Regions from separate parts of the Mus musculus genome. Here region 1 is linked to region 2. Evidence: chromatin loops called from intact Hi-C (ENCODE). Cell type or tissue: heart. All regions are shown on one strand. Each heading gives the region's core, and the rest is flanking DNA. Links, peaks and the distances in the headings are about the cores only.

Region 1 (2,923 bases), core at 223-2,722, 150 kb before region 2:
TTGCAATTGATATCTTCTGAAAAAAAATCAGTTTACTACAATGGCATGACACAGGACATGGCAGGCCCAGGAGTGGTTGGCCAACACAAAGCAGACTCCATGGTTTTGTATACTTTTTGCCTAGTTTTCATTTTATTTGGGATTTTTTTTTTGTCTTAAGAGTTTTGGGGTTTTTCTATTTTGCTTCTTTCTTTTTGAGAGAGAAAAGGGAAATGAGATTGGGTTGGTAGGGAGATAGGGAGGAATTTGGATAGTGGAAAGAAAATGATCAAAATATAACATATGAAAATTTATAAAGTATTAATATGCTAAGCTCCATAGAGAAAAAAATGTTGCTATGCAAGAAGTAGGTAGTGTGAGTAGACGGGAACTCTAAGAATCAAAGGAAATGCTACAGATCTTAGTCACTGTGACAAGAATAAAGACCACATCCACCAGCTTCCTTTTTGGCCAGAGTAATGATGTGCCTACATTCCAATTTGCAGTATGTGAATAGAACTGCTGTGTGCAACTTCCAGGCCACACCTTTCAAATGCTTTGAAGGACTGTACTCCTTGTGGTAATTGTCATAGCCTTCTACGCACTCCATTGTACTGACTCCTTGAAGTTGTATACAGCCACGGGTTCAGTTTTGTCCAACAATGGAGGGAAAGCCATTTAACTGCTGAAGCAAGATTTTCCAGTTTGTTCTTTTCCACCACAGGTCCCAGAAATGTCGAAGATTCATCAGAGGTGGTGAGCAGGAGAAACTTCAAGCACCACCTCCAGAAACTTGTGGAAAGCGTACAATACAAGCAAAACAGAAACTGCAGATACTCTGAAAAATTGTAATTACTCTGTCACTCTCTAGCCTTTTTTTTTTGTTTTTCATGCTAGCTGACATGCAGACCTGAAGTGAGCCATGATATGGAAACAATGGAATGTAAAGAGCCTGACCTGAATCCTTGAAGAATTCCGGGAATAGAGACTCAATGCCACCTCGGATATTTTCATGCATGAGAAATAAACTTCAGTTTAAGCCTATTCAGATAATCTGAATCTATTCTCTATTGTATGGTTATAAGACAAGTCCTACCCCCTCCAGCTGTTTATGTATTTCTCAGTACCAAGGAAACCCTGAAAATGTCCTTTGTTACTGTGACAGCACATATTTAGGATCTGTGTGTACTACCAGGACATTGACAAACAGATTTGGGTGGCTCATTATCAGAAAAGGTTGAATAAAAATGCAGTCTGCTATCTCTCACATGGCTTTAGTCACTTGGAGAAGATTGATTGCTGCTCCTCCTTGGACTATGTTTGAAGCCCAATGAATTTAAAGATCTGACTAAACAGTGAAGTGATCAATATTTCCAATAAGGATAAAGTCGGCGAAGTGTTCATTGGAGGACTCTGTGTGTATAATAGGATCTGTCCCAGATGGAGCTTAAAAAGCACAACAGAAACACATACAAAGGCTCTGCTGAACTAGCAAGCATGCAGACAGATGTAACTACAATGCTTTAAATTAAGACACAAGCTATTTCCCCAGTAAGTTATGCACCAAATAAAGTCTCTTAAGTGATACATAGTTCCAAAGACTTTTGGAAATTGTGTACTTATGATGCTAAGTGGAAGATATCTTTCAAGAACAGAAATTCTATTTTAAGATGAATTTAAACCAAAGGCTTAATTAAAATTAAATATTAAACCAGTTCCTATGACTGGAAAGCAATATGTAACTTCGGTGAAAGTTTGACCCAACCGCTAAGACAACAACTACAATCTGCTTTTTCTCTTTGCATCTTCTGGGCGTGGTTTTCAATGTTGACTGCTCTGAGGCATCCTTCCTTAACATCCCTTAACTCTGAAGAAGTAGGACCACATATTCCAGTGCTTGGCCGCATGGGTAAGAACATGCAACAGCCACTCAGGAAAGGTGTGGAGTCTCAGTTTGCCTGGACTAGCTTAGGCCATAAGCTGTTGCAAAGCATATGTAGCAAAGGATGGCCTAGTAGGCCATCAGTGGGAGGAGAGGCCCTTGGACTTGTGACGATTATATGCCCCAGTACAGGGGAATGCCAGGCCAGGAAGTGGGAGTGGGTGGGTAGGGAAGCAGGGTGGGGGGTATAGGAGACTTTTGGGATAGCATTTGAAACATAAATGAAGAAAATATCTAATAAAAAATACTTGAGGGTTGATGCATGTTCTTGATCTTTTTGACATGTACTTAGCATCTACTGAAATATGTTTGTAACACACACTACTAGTCCCTTTCTTCTTAGCAGGCAACTAGAATATACTTCCCAACTTCTCTTGAAGCTAGTCATGGTCATATCATAAAGTCCTGGCTGATGGCATAAAAGGTTTACCCCAACAACATTTTCCCATCTGCCAGCTTAACGATAACAGACTAAACATTTAGAATCCAGTAGAACTACGATGATAGAAAATGCATCAACTCTTACTGAATGAGTAAGATCTGCTCACACATAACAACAGATCCTGAAGAAATCCAAAACACCATCAGATCCTTCTACAAAAGGCTATACTCAACAAAACTGGAAAACCTGGACGAAATGGACAAATTTCTGGACAGATACCAGGTACCAAAGTTGAATCAGGATCAAGTTGATCATCTAAACAGTCCCATATCACCTAAAGAAATAGAAGCAGTTATTAATAGTCTCCCAACCAAAAAAAGCCCAGGACCAGATGGGTTTAGTGCAGAGTTATATCAGACCTTCAAAGAAGATCTAATTCCAGTTCTGCACAAACTATTTCACAAAATAGAAGTAGAAGGTACTCTACCCAACTCATTTTATGAAGCCACTATTACTCTGATACCTAAACCACAGAAAGACCCAACAAAGATAGAGAACTTCAGACCAATTTCTCTTATGAATATCGATGCAAAAATCCTCAATAAAATTCTCGCTAACCG
Region 2 (2,923 bases), core at 172-2,671:
TGTGTGTGTGTGTGTGTGTGTAACCAATAGAGGTCAACTTCAGGCATCATTCCTCAGGAGATACCTATCTTGGCTTTTGGTTGGTTGGTTGGTTGGTTTTGGTTTGCTTTGGGTTGGGACTTTTGTGTTGAACTGTCTTGTTTTATTTTTTGTTTTGTTTCAGTTTGTTGTGTGAGACAGCATCTCTCACAGGGACCTGGAGCTCACCAGTTAGGGGACACTTGCTGACCAGAGAGCACCCCCAGTTCCTCCTCTCTCCTTTTTGCCCCCCCAGAATTGAAATTTCAAGCGTGCCTCGGTGCCAAGCTTTTTATATGGGTGCTGAGGAGTTAAACCCAGGTCCCCATACTTGTACAGCAGGCATGTGACAGACTGAGATCTCACTGCAACCAAGCAGAAGACAAGCCTCAAGACAGCCAGCGTTAAAGGAATAATTAAAAGGAAGCATTTTAGAAGATTTTTAAGACTCAAGAAAGACTAAACAGCAACTAAGTAGCTTGTGATACAAATTGCCTTCTGCCATCTTCTAATCCCAATAAAAGATAAAGACAATACCTTATACAGGTGCCGGAAGAAGAAAACAAACAAACAAACAAACAAACAAACAAACAAACAAGCCACTAGTCTCCTCTATTCCAGAACTCGTTTCAGGGTTAAAGGAAGGGCGTGGAAGACACCAATTCAGAGCTCTAGAATTTCATGGACCTGTAAACTTTGTTCTTTCTGAGACAATCTTTATCCTGCCAGGGGCAGACACTAATTGAACTTCCACTCACATCTGAACTCCTTTAAAAGATATTTTACAGTCAATATTAGACAACAGGACATACTCTCAGAATAACAACCTAGTTAAAGAGAAAGCAAGGGAAAAGGCAGAGAAGCGGGTGTGCTTGTACACATTCATGTGTATGTCAGATGTGTTTATAACACTGATACTTTGTTTCTAGCCTCTCTTCTGACTAGTAACAATCTACAACAGGACAAAGGCTCACTGCAGCGGTTAGTAATCACTAGTAATCACTGGGGTAAAGTGCACCACAGCGTGTAACAGGTGTGGGCCAGATCGGCCCTGGAAAAACAACAAATTGAAATTAAGATAAGCTGAAACAACTTCCTGAAATAAGCTCTCTGCTAACCAGCCCTTGCGATATTTTGATTTGCTTCCTGCTTTGGTTTGAGAGGAAGAAAGACTTATTTTTAGACTGACCATGCTAAGATCACCAGCCCAAGGCCACACGAAGTGCAAGGGGTTAAACATAAGCCAGGCCAATACATGGAGACGAATGGTTAGTATTCCTAGAAAGAACAGTCCAGTTTTCCAGATTTCCTGAGGAAGGAGCTGCACAAAGTGGCTTATTTGATTTTGCAGACGGAAGCAGGTAGCATGAATCAAGCAGGAAGCAGAGTGCCCAAGAGAACGCTCAGAGAATGATTAAACGGAAGCAGTGTAGGTTTTTTTTTTTTTTTTTTAAATAATGACTTCAAGCTAAATTAGAAATCAGATGTGAAGGAATGAGCACAGGGTTTTAATCCCTGTGCTACCCTTACCAGTGGCATCTTGGATATCCTTCTTCACCTTTCTGAGCTTGCACAAAGTCCTCTACAAAGTGGGGAGGGGGATATACCGTGCATTTGGTAGGATTAGATTAAATTATAAAAGTTTATAGCATATGTCAATTGCCTGGCCTATATTACATGTTTTTAAGATGGATGACCATAATGATTGTAGTTGCAAGCTGCCCTCAAATGAAGATCACTACGGTTATTTATTCATCCAGAAAACGTGCATTGCGGGGCATTTATAGCACCCCAAATCCTCAAATTCAGTGTCCTACAACTCCAGTGGTAGAGAGGTGGAATGAGACTTGAGCATATGTTACTGATCTTACAGCAAACACATGGCTCAGTTCTGGAATCGTGGACAGAGCAATCTAAGAGAGGAACCAAGGTAAGCAAAGTTCTCAAACCCAAATTTGGAAGGCGCACAGTACTATGTGTGTAGGAAAGAAATGGATGGGATTTTACATTCAAGAAACTGTGTATACAAGGGAATAGAATTACAAGCCATCTCGTTCTTCCTAGAGAATCATAATAACTTTCTAACAGTCTATGTACATTTCATTTGTCATGAATATTTTCAAATGCAGTAACATCTCACAATGTACCGTGCACAAGGCAACCATGGTTGTTAAGTGGCTGGCAGTATTTTCCTATGCACCATTCAGCATTCCCACCTGGGTGCCTCTGCAGGTTCAAAGATTCAATTCTCATCCGTACCGAGAGAAGTGATGATAGAAATGACTTCTTCCTATCGTTCCATTCTTTCTCAGTTCTGTGGGTCGTGCACTTTTCTACATACCAATCAATTTTCTAACATCTATCAAATGGAAAATGTAGGCTTTAGCATGCACATAGCTCACATACATACATGCAGGCATTTACATTTATGCAGGTAAAGTGAAATAAATAAATGTTGAAAAAATTAATCTGTAACTGAATATATGTATACATACATGTGTAATGGGAAAATAGATATATCACAAATAGATAGCAGATAAATAAATAGATGGTAGAAAGAGAGGTTCGTAGATGATAGATAGATAGATGATAGATTACTTTTGCTTAACTTTACAGTTCTAAAACACTAAATTTTCATAACTAAATATATATAATCCCACTTGTCAAATTATAGAGAGAAATTTCTGTGGTCATAATTTAATATACACATTATTTCATGCCCAGATAGTGCATGGGTTTAATGCAGATTCATGTCAAGTTCAAGTAGACATCATCTGCTTTCTACAATGTCAACTTTTAACCAAATTCTTGAATGTTTTTTATCAATAGCTTAAATCTTGGGATACAACATATCTTTACTAGGCCCATTTAGCCTAAAGAACAGAAAGTATTTGCTGGGAGTCAA

What was found. Hi-C counts contacts between places; a loop is a spot of excess contacts. Peaks named below come from ENCODE experiments on the same cell type or tissue, not always from the same donor. Only the 100,000 strongest peaks of a DNase experiment are listed, where the experiment ranks them.
Region 1: a loop joins it to region 2, with 2.8 times the contacts of the local background. A loop is called at or near these places in 2 of 42 quality-filtered maps.

What each region holds. Positions count from the first base shown.
Region 1 is chr5:46,070,946-46,073,868 of GRCm38, reverse strand. No RefSeq gene overlaps it. Among named protein-coding and RNA genes, the nearest start is that of Gm40298, 140 kb to the right of the region's middle. In heart, for the core only: no CTCF peak of the experiment used is centred there; no DNase peak of the experiment used is centred there.
Region 2 is chr5:45,924,447-45,927,369 of GRCm38, reverse strand. 4930405L22Rik (RIKEN cDNA 4930405L22 gene) reads left to right here. Exons shown (of 3, transcript NR_110478.1): 3 at 164-548. Among named protein-coding and RNA genes, the nearest start is that of 4930405L22Rik, 6.5 kb to the left of the region's middle. In heart, for the core only: no CTCF peak of the experiment used is centred there; a DNase peak (open chromatin) is centred at 1,259.